Linked DNA regions of Homo sapiens: all the other regions are linked to region 1. A link is a loop called in an ENCODE intact Hi-C map of the cell type or tissue named here. Cell type or tissue: mammary epithelial cell. All regions are shown on one strand.

Region 1 (5,000 bases):
TAGGTTGGGAAAGTTCTCCTGGATGATATCCTGAAGTACATTTTCCAACTTGGTTCCATTCTCCTCGTCTCTTTCAGGTACCCCAGTCAGTCGTAGGTTTGGTCTTTTTACACAATCCCATAGTTCTCGGAGGTTTTGTTCATTCCTTTTTTTTCTTTATTCTCTAATCTTGTCTGCCTGTCTTATTTCAGCAAGATAATCTTCAGGCTCTGAAATTCTTCCCTTTGCTTGGTCTATTCAGCTGTTGATACTTGTGGTTGCATTGTGAAGTTCTCGTGTTGTGTTTTTCAGCTCCATCAGGCCATTTATGTAATAGTTTTCTTTTATGTCAATTATCCTGTCAGGACTTAAATATTCTACATTATTCTAATTTTTTAAATTATTTATTCCAATCACTATCCTAACAAGGTATGCATATTGCATTTGGTTGATATGTCCATTGACAAATTTCCTGTGCAATTTATTGGTTGAAGAAACTGGTAATTTGTTCTGCAGAGATTTCCATATTCTGGATTTTGCTGACTATATCTCCATGTCTCTTCTCTTGGATCTCTCATTTGTCTTCCTCCATTTGATAGTTCTTTCAACAGATATATGTGCTCAGTATTTCTCTACTCCACTCTCAACAAAAGCAATACAAAGTATATCCATGATAAAACAGATAAACTATGATCTCATCCATATAAATGTAAATATGTGAATGTCTAGTTTGTATAAAGAAATGCAGAAAAAAATGGTCACAGAAGTGTTGATAATGGTTGTTTCAGTAGAAGTTTTTAAGTGACGACTTTTCTCATACTTTCATGAGCTAACATTTGCTAAAATGAATATGTATTTATATAACTAAAACGTGGCTAGGTTTTGAAATGGGGAAATAGACAAAAAATTGAACTATCTTACTTTCTCTGTGTTCTACACTTCCATTTTATAAGTTCACTTTGGAATGAATGATTGAGATTCCTTTTAATTTTTTTCATTAATTCAACAAATATTTTTAAGCATTTGCTAAATGGCAGACACAGTGGTTTAAAGACACGGGCTTCTCTATGCACCTGTATTAAACTGTAAAACTGAGCACATTAAGCAAGTTCTTTACTACATAGCTCTAGTTGCTACTGGTGGATTTTAAGATAAAGTCCAAATGCTACACTGGAACACAAAAGGAACCTCCTGGCCTGGCCCCTGCACAGCTCACCAGGACTCATCCTTTGCCACTCAAACCTTTCCAAACTACTCTGGCTCCTTGAAATCTCACCATGATTTATCTTGGCTCTAAGGCTGTCCTCATGCTGATCCTTCTGCATAGAAAATTGTCTCCTTTTCCATTAACCTTCATCCTCCATTCACATGTGACTCCTATTCATCCTTCATTCTTTAGCTTCATCAATTCAGCTCAGAAGTCACCTTTTCCAAGAATCCTTTCCTGATATGACCCCATCATACCCTGTGCATGCTTTTATCATAGAAACAATAAATTGCCACATTACAGGCTATTGATTCATAGATATAAGCACTAGACTGTGAGCTCCTGGAGGGCAGAGAACCCTGTTTAGCTTATTTCCTCAGATCCTCGCACTGGACAATAACCAAGTATGTACTCAATAAATAGCTTTGAGTGAATAAATGAGAGGCCCCTCACTCTAGTGAATTTACTTTCTTAAGGCTTCCCCACTGCACTATTTATAGTCAAATCCAGTGGCTCTCCTCCATAGCCTCTAACACCATTGTCCACACGTTCCTTCTCAGAAATCCTCTTTGCCTTGGTTTCTGTGACAACATATTCTTTTTTGTATTCTTCCGGCTCCTGAAATCTCTCCTTGTTTTTTTAAATATATATATTTTTCCTTACCCCCTCAAATATTGATGATTTCCAAGGCTTGATCTTCAGACTTTGTCTCTTCACTCTGCATTCTCCCTTGAAGACACTGCCCACCCCCACAGCTCCAATGCCTCACTCCTAACCCAAGTAGATGTTACCTAAGCCTTTGAGACTAGCTCTGACTTTAATTCTGAATTTCCAAGCTAGCTTGCTCACAGCCAAATGGCCACAAAGATGTACTGCAGGAAACTGAGCTTAGCATATCTCAAGCATTACTCATTTTTCTTGGCAATCCCTCCCCCCAACAGCATGTGCATACGTGTTCACACCCACACACACTCACAATGTTTTCTACCTTCTACAGTTCTTACCCTGATTATCAGTTTTATGTTCCTACTGTATTAGGCCAAAAACACTAGCATATAATTTTTACCCTTCTTTTCTAACTCTCCACATTCAGCAAATTGAAAATGTTTGCCAATCCTACCCTGCTCAAGTTTAATCTCACAACTCTTTTCTTTATATTAAAAAGTAAAAATAATATGAAAATTTCAAACACATAAGAAAATTCTGAAAATATTACGACAAACATTTCTGCTGTATTGGATTCAAAGGCATTTTGTTCTCCAAGAAATAAAATGTTACAATCACTGTTAAAACAACCCTATGCCTTCCTATTCCCTTACTCCTCCCTACAGTAACTGCCAATCTGAAGTTAATTTATGTTTTTCCTATGTCATGCAATTAAACAAATGTAAAAGCAAGAAATGTATTAAGCTTGAAAAATAAAGATCTATAGGTGAAAAAATATTGTATTCATAATATGCTTCTTGATTCAGAAATCGGCCATATTTATATAATTACAAGTAATATATTTGTAGGAATAGGAGGTGATTTGTGATAGAGAAATTGTATAAGAGCTAAATTCTTATTCAACACTTCCTTTTAACTTCCTCTTTTGATGCCCTAATTCTGGAATTCACTTGGTTAATTGTAATTGCGGTGACTTCCTGACTGGCTCCTGCCTATGTCTCCTAGGTTATCGCTCTAAAGCATAGCATGGAACATGTCACTTCTCCTGTTCAAAAACCTTTGATTATTCTATTTGGGTTTGTCCTCTGTAATCTGGCATCAGTCTGTCTTTCCAGACTCTCTCCCTCTTCACTGGGGTTTCTCAAGCTCAGCAGTATTGACATTTTGGGCCAGAAGATTCTTTGTTGTGGGGCTGTCCTGTGCATTGCAGGATGTTGAGCATCATCCTTGCCCTCTACCCCTAGGTGCCAGTAGCAAACCCTTTCCATCCAAAGTTGTGACAATCAAAAATATCTCCAGACATTGCCAAATGTCTCCTAGGGAGCAAAAACTCTCTCTCTTTTGGTGTGTGTGTGTCTCTCTCCTGTACACACACACACACACACACACACACACTCACTATCCCTAGCAAAGAATTACTCTAAGTCATAACCCTTACCTACATTGTTTAATCCCACAAACCATACATATCTTAGATTCAGATTATAAGGAAATGCTTGTGTTCTTTTGAATCCCAACATGTGATTAGTACCAGCGCTGAAACAATCTCAGGAGGCTGAGTTTTGCCTTGGCTAAAAGCTACATTTGAGGGGAAGCTAGAATTAAAGTTCAGAAAAACAAAGCCTTTGACTGCAAGTGGAGGGGATATACACACTGATAAAAAGAGAACAGCTTAAATATTTCCCAGAAACTCTCATGGAAGTGGGTGGTAAAACTCAGTGAGAAGCAAGAATGGAGAATGCGAGGCTGTGATAAAGAAGAGGCTATGAGAGTTTGCAGCATTGATAATAATAGCTAACATTTGAGTATTTACTATGTGTCAGACACTTACAGTGCTTAATCTCAAAACAAATTTCTAAAGTCTGTATTATTACAATTGCCATTTTACAGATGAAAAAACTACAGTACTAAGAAATAAAGAGATTTTTCCAAAAGTCCCAAAGTTAGTAATGAGCAGAGCTGGGATTCAAACAGAGACTTTGGCTCTGGAGCCTGACATCTTACCTACAACATCACACTTTCTTTTATAAAGAAGTGCTTTCCTGAGCCCAGTTTTCTTAGCCTAAAGTAAATGAGGTCTTGGCCTGTGTGGGCCTCCCTGCTACAGGTTACAGGTCATTCAGAACCATTTCTCCACCTCTTCCAAAGCTGCATGGGTTAAGTGTGACACCAATCCACTGAGGTCCTGAGCTCTGGAAGGTTTTGGTTAGCAGCTGTAAAGGATGCCATCAACTAGCTTTGAATGTCTAGTCCCTCCACTGCCCTCATGCCCTGAGTGAAAATTCACTTTAAGTTTCCAAAACTTCCTCTTTGAACCTTCACATTGTCTTCCTACGCTGACCTTGCATCCTCCTGTCCCATCATTGGGATGTATCTCCTAGGAGCTGATGCACAGAAGCATCTCCACATGCTCCCTAAAGTCCTTGTTTTATTTTTGTCATAGAAAATACAAGATAGAAACTGCTTTTCTGGTTCCAAGTATCCAATTCAGCACTGACCCAAATAAGGTGCCAATAAATTGTAGCTAACCATGAACATGTATTGAAGGTCAATTGTTGACAAGGCATTGTGCCAAGCACTATACATGTAGCTTTTCTTTTAATGCGCACAATAGCTCCTGAGGTATTATTATCCCCATTTTATAGGTGGGAAAAGGAGGTTCAGGGAGCTAAAATACTCTGCTTGAGGTCACATGGCAAATAAGCCTTGGAGCTAGTCTGCAAACTCAAGCACTCTGACTCCAGAGTCCACACTCTAAATATTAGTTGGGTAAAAAGTTAATAATTTTGAGGGTTACATTTGGCAAGCTTGGCTTTGTCAATAGGCTAACATCTGGACCATCTGTATAGTGGTCAAGGAGTCCTTGAGAAATGGTGCCTCACTCCAGATGCCCTAGCAGAAGTCACAAGGCATCCTCCGCACTCTTCCCTGCAGCCTCTCTTAGTTTCTTATGTCAAAGGTCTTGCTCCAGTTGGACCCACTCTTTCCAGTTCTGGCTTCCTGTCTAGGGACTGCCTCCAGTTCCACACTCTAGAGCATGTATGATTGGCAGTTCCTGCTGCCAATTCAAACTCTTGCTCAGTTCTCAGCCCCACCCCTCTCCCCAGATTCCCTTGTCTTTTCTCGGAATGGTCCTCAGAGGGTCCTT
Region 2 (5,000 bases), 330 kb before region 1:
AATAGAAACAACAAAAACAGTACAAAGAATCAGTGAAATGAAAACTTGGTTTTATGAAGGTGTAGAAAAATGGAGAAACAGGTAGACTAACCAAGAAAGAAGAGAGAAGACCAAAATAATAAAATCAGAAACAAAAAAGAGGTGTTACAACTTACACTATAGAAGTATAAAATATTATCAGAGATTATTATGAACAACTATACATTAACAAACCGGAAAAGCTAGAGGAAACTGATAAATTTGCAGACACTTACCACCTACCAAGATTAAATCAGGAAGAAATACAAACAGATCAATAATGAGTAATATGATTAAATAAGTAAAAATAAATGTCCAGGACCAGATGGCTTCACTGCAAAATTCCACCAAACTTATAAAGAGTTAATAACAATTCTCTTCAAACTATTTCAAAAATTTAAAGAGTAGGGGATTCTCTCCAACTCATTCTACAAGGCCAGCATTACCCTGCTACCACAACCAGGCGAGGACACAACGACAAAAATAACTTACAGGCCAATGTCCCTGATAAACAGATGGAAAAATTCCCAATAAAATATACACAAACTGAATCTGACAGCACATCAAAAAGATAATACACCATGACAATGTAGGATTTATCCCAGGGATGCAAGGATTGTTCAACATACACAAATCTATAAAACGTGATAAACTACATCAACAGAATAAAGGGCAAAAACCATGTGATTATATCAATAGGCACAGAAAAATCATTTGATAAAATACAACATCTACTTATGATAAAAATTCTCAACAACATAGGCATAGTAAAAACATACCTCAACATGATAAAGTCCATATATGAGAAATGCAAAGCTAAAATCATACTGAATGGGGAAAAGCTGAAAACCTTCCAAGAACTGGAACAAGTAATGGATGCCTACTTTTACCATTCCTATCAACATAGTAGTGGAAGTCCTAGCCAGAGCAATCAGGCAAGAGAAAGAAGTAAAAGTCATCTAAATTAGAAAAGAGAAGTCAAATTGGCCCTCTTTGCAGAAAATATAATCTCAAATTTAGGGGAAAAAAAAAGGTTCAACCAAAAAAACCGTTAGAACTGATTAATAAATTTAGTAATTCAGGATACAAAATCATCATACAAAAATCAGTAGTATTTCCATACACCAATAATGAACTAGCTGAGAGAAAAGTTAAATAAGGCAATCCTATTTTAAATAGCTATTTAAAGATACGTAGGAATAAATTTAACCAAGAAGGTAAAAGATCTCTACAGGGAAAACTACAAAACACTGATGAAAGAAATCGGAGAGGACATAAACAAATAAACAGAGTAAAGAAACAATCTGCAGAATGGGAGAAAGCTTTGCAAACTATTCATCCAACAAGGGACTAATATCCCGAATATACAAAGAACTCAATTAACTCAAAAGTAAAAATATATATATATAGATACCATTAATACATATATACACAGTAAAAAAATATATATCTCCAGGCATTCAGAGCACTTGCTTGCCTGGTTCAGCAGCCTAAGTCATCTCACTCTTCTTGTGCAGAGATCTTGGTATGGGGGAGCCCTCTTTGCTCCATGCCCTGGCAGATCTCCAAGCATGAGAGTGCCAGATGGAACATCAGCCTGAGCTGCTCCACTCTACCTATGCAGTGATCCTGGTGCAGGGGAGCTCTCTCTTGTCCACACAGGCAGATCTCCAGGCATCTGGAGCACATCGTCTCCTGGATTGAGAGTTTAGGCTGCCCCTCATACCCCTGTATATAATTTGAGGCTGAGGAGGTTTCCCAGCTCCATGCCTAGGCACATCTCTGGGCACCTATTGATTTCCCACTGAATTCTCTTTCAGGGCTGGAGCGTGTGCCTGCCACCAGGGAACCTGTAGACAGAACTGCCTCGTCTGATCCAACCCATCTTTACCCTCACCTCCCCGCGGCTGATCAGGGAGCTCAGACTACAGTACACTCCATGAATTAGTCCATTGCCTGAGACAGCGGAAAGCTTCTCCTGGTAAACAAGGATCAAGTATATACCCAGCCACATTGGCTGCAACTTGCTGTTACCTATAAGCGCCATCTACTGGCTTGTAAGTTAAACTTCACAGCCCAACATGAAAAATGCTAAGAGAAGTGCATAGGGCTATAGAAGCAAAGCCCATAGACCCTAACCAGTATTCTCTACAGACACATGCCCTAGGGAAGAAGATAAAGAAAAACGGAAAGAAAAAATATTATATGGAAAGAAAGAAAAAGCAAAACTTCTACCCGCATGAAAATAATTACAAAACTAGAAATGCCAGCATCTCTAGAAGAAAAGGAACCAGTTTAAGAATCTGGCACTATGAAGAATCTGAATGTAGTGATACCACCAAATGATTGCACTAGCTCGCCAGTAATGATCCCTCACCAAATGAAAACTCAGAAATTACAGATAAAGAATTCAAAGCGTGGATTGAAAGGAAGCTCAAGGAGATCCAAGAGAAGCTGGAAAATCAACACAAAGAAACTTCTAAAGCAATCAAGGAAATGTAGGAAGAGATAAACATCTTTAATAATATCAACTAGAGCTTCTGGAATTGAAAAACTCACTTAAGGAATTTCAAAATACAATTTAAGGCTTTATTAATAGACTGGACCAAGTAAAAGAAAGAATTTCAGAGTTTAAAGATCCATCTTTGATCTAACCCAGTCAGACAAAAATTTAAAAAAAGTTAAAAAAGCCTTTGAGAAACATGGGATTATATAACATGACCAAACGTATGCATTATTGGAATTTCTGAAAGAGAGAGAGAAAAAGTAAACCAAATCAAAAATATATTTGAGGAAATAATTCAAAAAAAATTTCCTAATATTGCTAGAGATGTAGACACTAGATACAAGAAATCCAGAGAACACCTGCGATATACTATACAAAATGAATGTCACCAAGGCATATGGTTACTGGACTTTCCAAGATCGATACTCAAGAAAAAAATCTTAATAACAGCTAGACAAAAAAAACATATCATGTACAAAGGGAAACCCATCTGGCTAAAAACATACTTCTCAGCAGAAACTTTACAAGCCAGAAGAGACTGGCGTTCTATGTTCAGCATTCTTAAAGAATTAAACATTCTAACCAAGAATTTTATATTCTACTAAATTAAGCTTCATAAGCAAGGGAGAAATAAAATCTTCCAGATAAGCAAACAGTAAGAGAATTTATTACCACTAGACTAGCCTCACAAGATATCCTTAAGGGAGTTCTAAACATGGACATGAAAGAACAATACCTACTACCACAAAAACACACTTAAGAACATAGCCCACAAACCCTATAAAGCAAACACGCAATAGAAACTACAAAGCAATCAGCTGACAACTTCACGATAGTATCAAACCTCACATAATAATATTAATCTTGAATGTAAGTGATTTAAATGCCCCTCGCAATAGGCACAGAATGGCAAGTTGGATAAAGAATACAAAACCTATTTTTCTGTTGCCTTTAAGAAGCTCATCTCATACGTACCAGTGCCCATAGGCTCAAAGTAAAGAATTGAAGAAAGATTTACCAAGCAAACAGAAAATAAAAAAGAGCAGGGGTCCCTATTCTTGTATCAGATAAAACATACTTCAAGCAAATAAAGTAAAAAAGGACCAATAAGGGCATTACCTAAAGATAAACTGTTAATTCAACACAGTATTTTTAACTATCCTAAAAATATATTTACCTAAACTGTAGCCCTCAGATTTATAAAACAAGTACTTTTAGACCTATGAAAAGACTTAGACAGTCACACAATAGTAGTGAGGGACTTTAACATTCCCCTGATAGCACTAGAAAAATAGCATTAGACTGATAGCATTAGACGTGTGAAAACTAACAACAAAAATCTGGAATTAAACTTGACACTTGACTAATTGGACCAAACAGACATCCACCCATTAGCCACAGAGTATAAATGCTTCTCATATGTACAAAAAACATACTCCAAGATCAACCACATTCTCAGCCATAAAGTGAGCCCCAATAATTTCAAAAAATCAAAATCTTACCAACCATACTCTCAAATCACAGTATAATAGAAATAGAAGTCAATACCGTGAACAGCTCTCAAAACCACACAATTTCATGGAAATTAAATAACTTGCTTTTGAATGGCTTTTGGGTAAACAAAAAAAAATGCATAAATCAAAAAAATTATTTGAAATAAATGAAAACAGAGACACAACATACCAGAAATCTCTGATGCAACAAAAGTAATGCTGAGGAAAGCTTATCATGGCAAGTGCCTACCATCAAAAAGAGAGATCTCAAGTTAACAATCTAACATCACACCTAGAAGAACCAGAAAAACAAGAACAAACTAACCTTAACACTAACAGAAAAAAATGAATAACTAAAATCAGAGCAGAACGCAGAGAAATTGAGAACCCAAAATTCATACAAATAATCAACAGAAAGGACAAACAAGATCAACAGAATTCTAGCTACAAAGAAAAAAAAATACAGAAGATCCAAATAAGCACAATCAAAAACAACAAAGGTGACATTAGAACCAATCCCCCAGAAATACAAGGGATCTCAGAGACTGTTATGAACATCTGTATGCACCCAAACGAGAAAATCTAGAGGAAGTGGATAAATTCCTGGAAACACACAATCTCTCAGGATTGAATTGAGGAAATTGAAACCCTGAACACACCAACATCAAGTTCTGAAACTGAAACAGGAATAAAAAAACCTAACATATAAAAAAGCTCCAGACCAGATAGATTTATAAACAAATTCTACCAGACATGCAAAGAAGAGCTGGTACCAATTCTACTGAAGCTATTCCAAAAAATTGAGTAGGAAGGACTCCTCCCTCACTCATTCTATGAAGCCATCATTACCCTAATACCTAAACCTGGCAAAGAAACAATGAAAAATGAAAAACTACAGGCCCATTTCCATGATGAACATAAACTCAAAAATCCTCAGCAAGTTACTGGTTAACCAAATCTAAAAACACATAAAAATTTTAACT
Region 3 (5,000 bases), 250 kb before region 1:
AACTCTTCAGGGATCCGCTAGAATTCCTCTTGTGGGGAGGTCCCCCCTGAATAATTATGAGTACTTATGGTTTCAAAGAAATAACATTTTTCAGTATGATAATCACCACAAAATCTCCAGTTCCTTTACTTACTCTTTAAATGGTGGGGTGGGGGGGTATCTGTGAAAGAGTGGGGTTGGGGAACATAGTGTGAAATGGGAAGGAAGTGATTCATATACACATTTATGTATGATTCAGACAGAAGCTGACAGATGCTTAGAGAATCCTTTAGAAAATGGACAAAACCATAGAGCATTAAAAATGCTCTATGTTTAAAAATGTAAAGCTCTGTACAGTGGAGACCCAAGGAAATGTATGACCAGGAAAGGTAGCAGGAAGGTTTATTGGACCTATCCTCCTCAAGATGGCTGGCTCATCTGCTCTTTGCCCTGATTTGGACCTGCTAGCTCTAATTTTGCCTCTGATTTAGGCCATCAGTAATTAAATCACTGCCCCGGCTCTCTGTTGCTAAAAAAGAATTAGGTTTTAAAATAGATCACCTGCTTAGCTGATTCCTGTGGGTCTGGGCTTTTCATCCAATTCTGATAAGCTTTCTGCCACCCGTGGATCTCCTCTCCTCTATGTTCATTTAACAGGGAACGGAATCCTTGAAGCTCATTGGTGCAGCTCACAGCACTGAGTCACCAGGGGAGCTAAAACATATCCTAAGGATGTTCGGACCAGGAAGAAATGGGTTCAATCTTTCCACTGGACAGGCATGTAAACTGAGGTCCAGGAAACAGTATGACTTGGCAGCATGAGAGGAAGAATCTACGCCCTGAATCAGAGCCCAGCGCCCTTTCCAACTTTTTCCACTGCTTCTAGACGGCATTCTGTAAATATCCACCCTTGGAAGGAGGCAAAGGCTCATACTGCGGCATGATCCTTCATAAATGCTCTATTTGTTTGCCTTTATGCCAACATTAATTAATACTTATAGAGCACTTACTATGTGCCAGGCCCTTAGCTAAGAATCTTTCAAGTAATATTGTTACCTCATTCAATCTTCTCTGAAAATGCCCATGCTTCTGTTTTGCAAATAAGGAATCTGAAGCTCAGTGTAACTCAGTAATATGTTTAGTGGTGTGCAGTGAATAATGACAGGGCCAAAGTTTGAATCTAGGACTCTGACTCTCAAGCTGTCCTCTTAACCATATGTCGTGCCAAGGCTGATAAGTGCCATTTTTTAATCCCTCTGATAATTCACGTTGGCTGAGAGCCTTGACGTAAAAGTATGGTTCTTCTGACCAGCGGAATCAGCATCATGTGGGAACTTGTTAGAAATGCAAAAACCCAAGCCTCCACCCCAGGCTTACAAATCAGAATCTGCATTTTTTTTATAAGATGCCCAGAAAAGACAAAGTCAACACATTTCAAATTTGAGAATCATTGGCCTACGGGGCCTTCCACAGGGAAACATAAGGAAATGCTTTTCAAGAGCATTTAGTCAAAAATCCTGATTTCTTGAAATAGAAAAGGAGCCTTAAAGAGTGTTCACTGGGCCCAACTTCTAGATCCTTGACATCTAATGCATTTTTTGGGACAACAATACCGAGTGGATGATAAAAATAGGATATTTTTTCTGCATCCCCTCTTAGCCTCCCTACCCACAATCCCACCCCAAATACTAGGTAGTGGCAGAGAGCTGCAATTCTTGACTTCCAACCACTTTTGCCAAAGAGATCAACGGAACTGTATGCAGTTCATGGTCATCATCACACTCCATTTCTTAGATATGCTTATTAAATTCAGACCCAGCTAAGAAAATGGAAAAAAAAAACCCCACTATATTCAGAGAGTTGATATTTTTCCTCCTGTTAAATTGAGCTGTGGGAGGTATCATATGCTGAACTAGTACATTTAAAAAGACAAAAACCCTAATGTTTTAAGGAGTGTTTTTTCCCATTAACATGTTGCTAAGCAACATTTTTACAATATCAGCAGCTCTATAACTGCAAGCTGAATGAATGTCTGGAAACACAGAAAGAATTTAAAAAGCAGAGAAAGAGAATATTGCTCCTGTTAGTATATTTCCTTTGTTATTGGTGTTGGGACCATCTCAAACAAGTTAAACCACAGATGATGGAGCAACTTCTCCCAGTTTTGTTAACAATAATCATGTGATAACCACGAGAGTTGTGCCTTAATTTTAGTAATATAATTTTTATTAATATTTATATTATGAAATATTTTAAATGTATACAAAAATAGATGGTATAATGAACTCCTACATAACTATCAGCCGGCCAGCTTTAACAATTATCAACTCACAGCCAATCTTGTTTTGCCTATTTCTCCTGCTTGCTCCTGATTTGAAGCAACTCCCAGGCATCATATTATTTTATCTGAAAATATTTCAGTATTTATCTCAGACAGGTAAGCCTTTTTTTTTTTGAAGAAAAGCACAGTATCATTATCACACCTAAATCAAAAGTTAACACAATTCTTAAATGTTAGCAAATATATAGTCAATATTCCACTTTCCAATTATTTCATTTTCTCTTTTTACTATTTCAATAAGGATCCAAATAAAATCTATACCTTGGTTGATGTGTGCCTTAAATCTGTTTATATCTACAAGTTCCTCTCTATTCATCTCTCTTTTTTGCTTTCACTTCGTTTAATAAGCAACCCAAAACATTTGTCCTGTACAGGCTCCTGAAATCTAGATTTTGCAGCTTATATCCCTGGGTTTCTTGAAAAGTGGTCAGACCTAAAAGCTTTATCGGATTGAGGGCTGAAATTTTTTTTAAGCAAGATGAATTCATAAATAATATTATATTCTATCAAGAGGCATGTAAGTTCTGGTTGCCTTTTTTGTGGTGTTAGCAAACTTTTTATGATACATATATTGATCTATTAACTCATTAGAGATTGCAAAATGATGATACTCACTTATTAGCCAATATACTTCTATGAAGAAAAATTTACCTTTCCCATTTGTGTACCAAGTGCTATGATTCACATAAGAAAGACAATATAAATGCCTGATTCTTCCCGACTATTTACCAGTTTTCAAAATATTGATTTAGTAGCATCCTCCAATGGTGATAGGTCAAAGTTTGTTGTTTGTTTTTGGTATCATCATAGATTTGGACAGTTTTGATATCTTATATTTGGCCAGTGAGAGCCTCTTCAAATTGGCTTGTTTCTTTTTGTTTGTTTGTTTCTTGTTTTATTTTGTTTTTTGTATTAACTGTAACAAAACAAGCTAAGCACAATGCTTTCTTTTTTCTCTTTCAACTTTTGTTTTAGGTTCAAGGGGTGCATGTGCAGGTTTGGTATATGGATAAATTGTGTGTCACAGGGATTTGGTGTACAGATTATTTCATCATCTATATCATAGTGCCTGATAGGTAGTTTTTTTTAATCCTCACCCTCCTACCACCCTCCACCTCAATTAGACCCCAGTGTCTGTTGTTCCCTTGTGTCCATGTGTACTCAATGTTAGCTCCCAATTATAAGTGGAAACATGCAACATTTGGTTTTCTGTTCCTGTGTTAATTTGCTTAAGATAATGGCCTCCAACTTCATCTATCTTGCTGCAAAGGATATAATCTCATTCTTTTTATGGCTGCATAGTATTCCACAATGTATATGTACCATCATTTCTTTATTTAGTCCACTGTTGATGGGCACCTTGGTTAATTCCACGTCTTTCCTATTGTGCATTGTGTTATAATGAACATATACATGCATGTGTCTTTATGGTAGAACAATTTATGTTTCTTTGGTTTACACCCAGTAATGGGATTGCTAGGTCAAATGGTAGTTCAGTTTTAAGTTCTTTGAGAAATCTCTAAACTGCTTTCCACAGTGGCGGAACTAATTTACATTCCCACCAGCAGTGTGTAAATGTTCCCTTTTCTCCTCAACCTGGCCAGCATCTATTATTTTTTGACTTTTAATAATTGTCATTCTGACTGGTTGAGATGGTATCACATTGTGGTTTTGATTTGCATTTCTCTAATAATTAGTGATATTGACATGTTCCCATGTTTGTTGGTCACAATTACATCTTCTTTTGAAAAGTGTCTGATCATGTCCTTTGCCTATTATTAACAGAGTTGTTTGTTTCTTGCTTGTTGATTTCTTTAAGTTTCTTATAGATTCTTAAACATTATTAGACCTTTGTTGGACACATAGATGGCAAGTATTTTCTTACATTCTGTAGGTTTTCTGTTTATTCTGTTGATAGTTTCTTTCACTGTGAGGAAGCTCTTTAGTTTAGTTAGATCCCATTTGTCAATTTTTTTCTGATCCTTTTTTGGCTAAGATCTTCAACAATTTTTTCTATTTCATCTATATATTACTTATCACTTTAGACTTTCTATATTTATTAAGGTCAATTATGATAAGTTGTATTCTTCTTAAAAATTACCCATTTCACCTTGAAGAAGTCCTTCATATCCCTTGTAAGTTGGATTCCTAGGTATTTTATTCTCTTTGAAGCAATAGTGAATGGCAGTTCACTCATGATTTGGCTCTCTGTTTGTCTGTTATTGGTGTATAAGAATGCTTGTGATATTTGCACATTGATTTTGTATCCTGAGACTTTGCTGAAGTTGCTTATCAGCTTAAGGAGATTTGGGGCTGAGACAATGCAGTTTTCTAAATATACAATCATGTCATCTCAAACAGGGACAATTTCACTTCCTCTTTTCCTAATTGAATACTCTTTATTTATTTCTCCTGCTTGATTGCCCTGGCCAGAATTTCCAACACTACGTTGAATAGGAGTGGTGAGAGAGGGCATACCTGTCTTGTACCAGTTTTCAAAGGGAATGCTTCCAGTTTTTGCCCATTCACTATGATATTGGCGGTGGGTTTGTCATAAATAGCTCTCATTATTTTGAGATACGTCCCAAACCACTGCTCAACGAAATAAAAGAGGACACAAACAAATGGAAGAACATTCCATGCTCATAGATAGGAAGAATCAATATCGTGAAAATGGCCA

The links. Peaks named below come from ENCODE experiments on the same cell type or tissue, not always from the same donor. Only the 100,000 strongest peaks of a DNase experiment are listed, where the experiment ranks them.
Region 2: a loop joins it to region 1, with 6 times the contacts of the local background. A loop is called at or near these places in 2 of 110 quality-filtered maps.
Region 3: a loop joins it to region 1, with 2.5 times the contacts of the local background. A loop is called at or near these places in 2 of 110 quality-filtered maps.

The regions. Positions count from the first base shown.
Region 1 is chr5:153,474,870-153,479,869 of GRCh38, forward strand. No RefSeq gene overlaps it. Among named protein-coding and RNA genes, the nearest start is that of GRIA1, 13 kb to the right of the region's middle. In mammary epithelial cell, a CTCF peak has its summit at 2,048; a DNase peak (open chromatin) is centred at 2,092; H3K27ac peaks cover 295 bases.
Region 2 is chr5:153,146,501-153,151,500 of GRCh38, forward strand. No RefSeq gene overlaps it. Among named protein-coding and RNA genes, the nearest start is that of LINC01470, 180 kb to the left of the region's middle. In mammary epithelial cell, a CTCF peak has its summit at 2,064 (motif pointing left); DNase peaks (open chromatin) are centred at 1,581 and 2,011.
Region 3 is chr5:153,222,913-153,227,912 of GRCh38, forward strand. No RefSeq gene overlaps it. Among named protein-coding and RNA genes, the nearest start is that of LINC01470, 250 kb to the left of the region's middle. In mammary epithelial cell, no CTCF peak of the experiment used is centred here; no DNase peak of the experiment used is centred here; H3K27ac peaks cover 303 bases.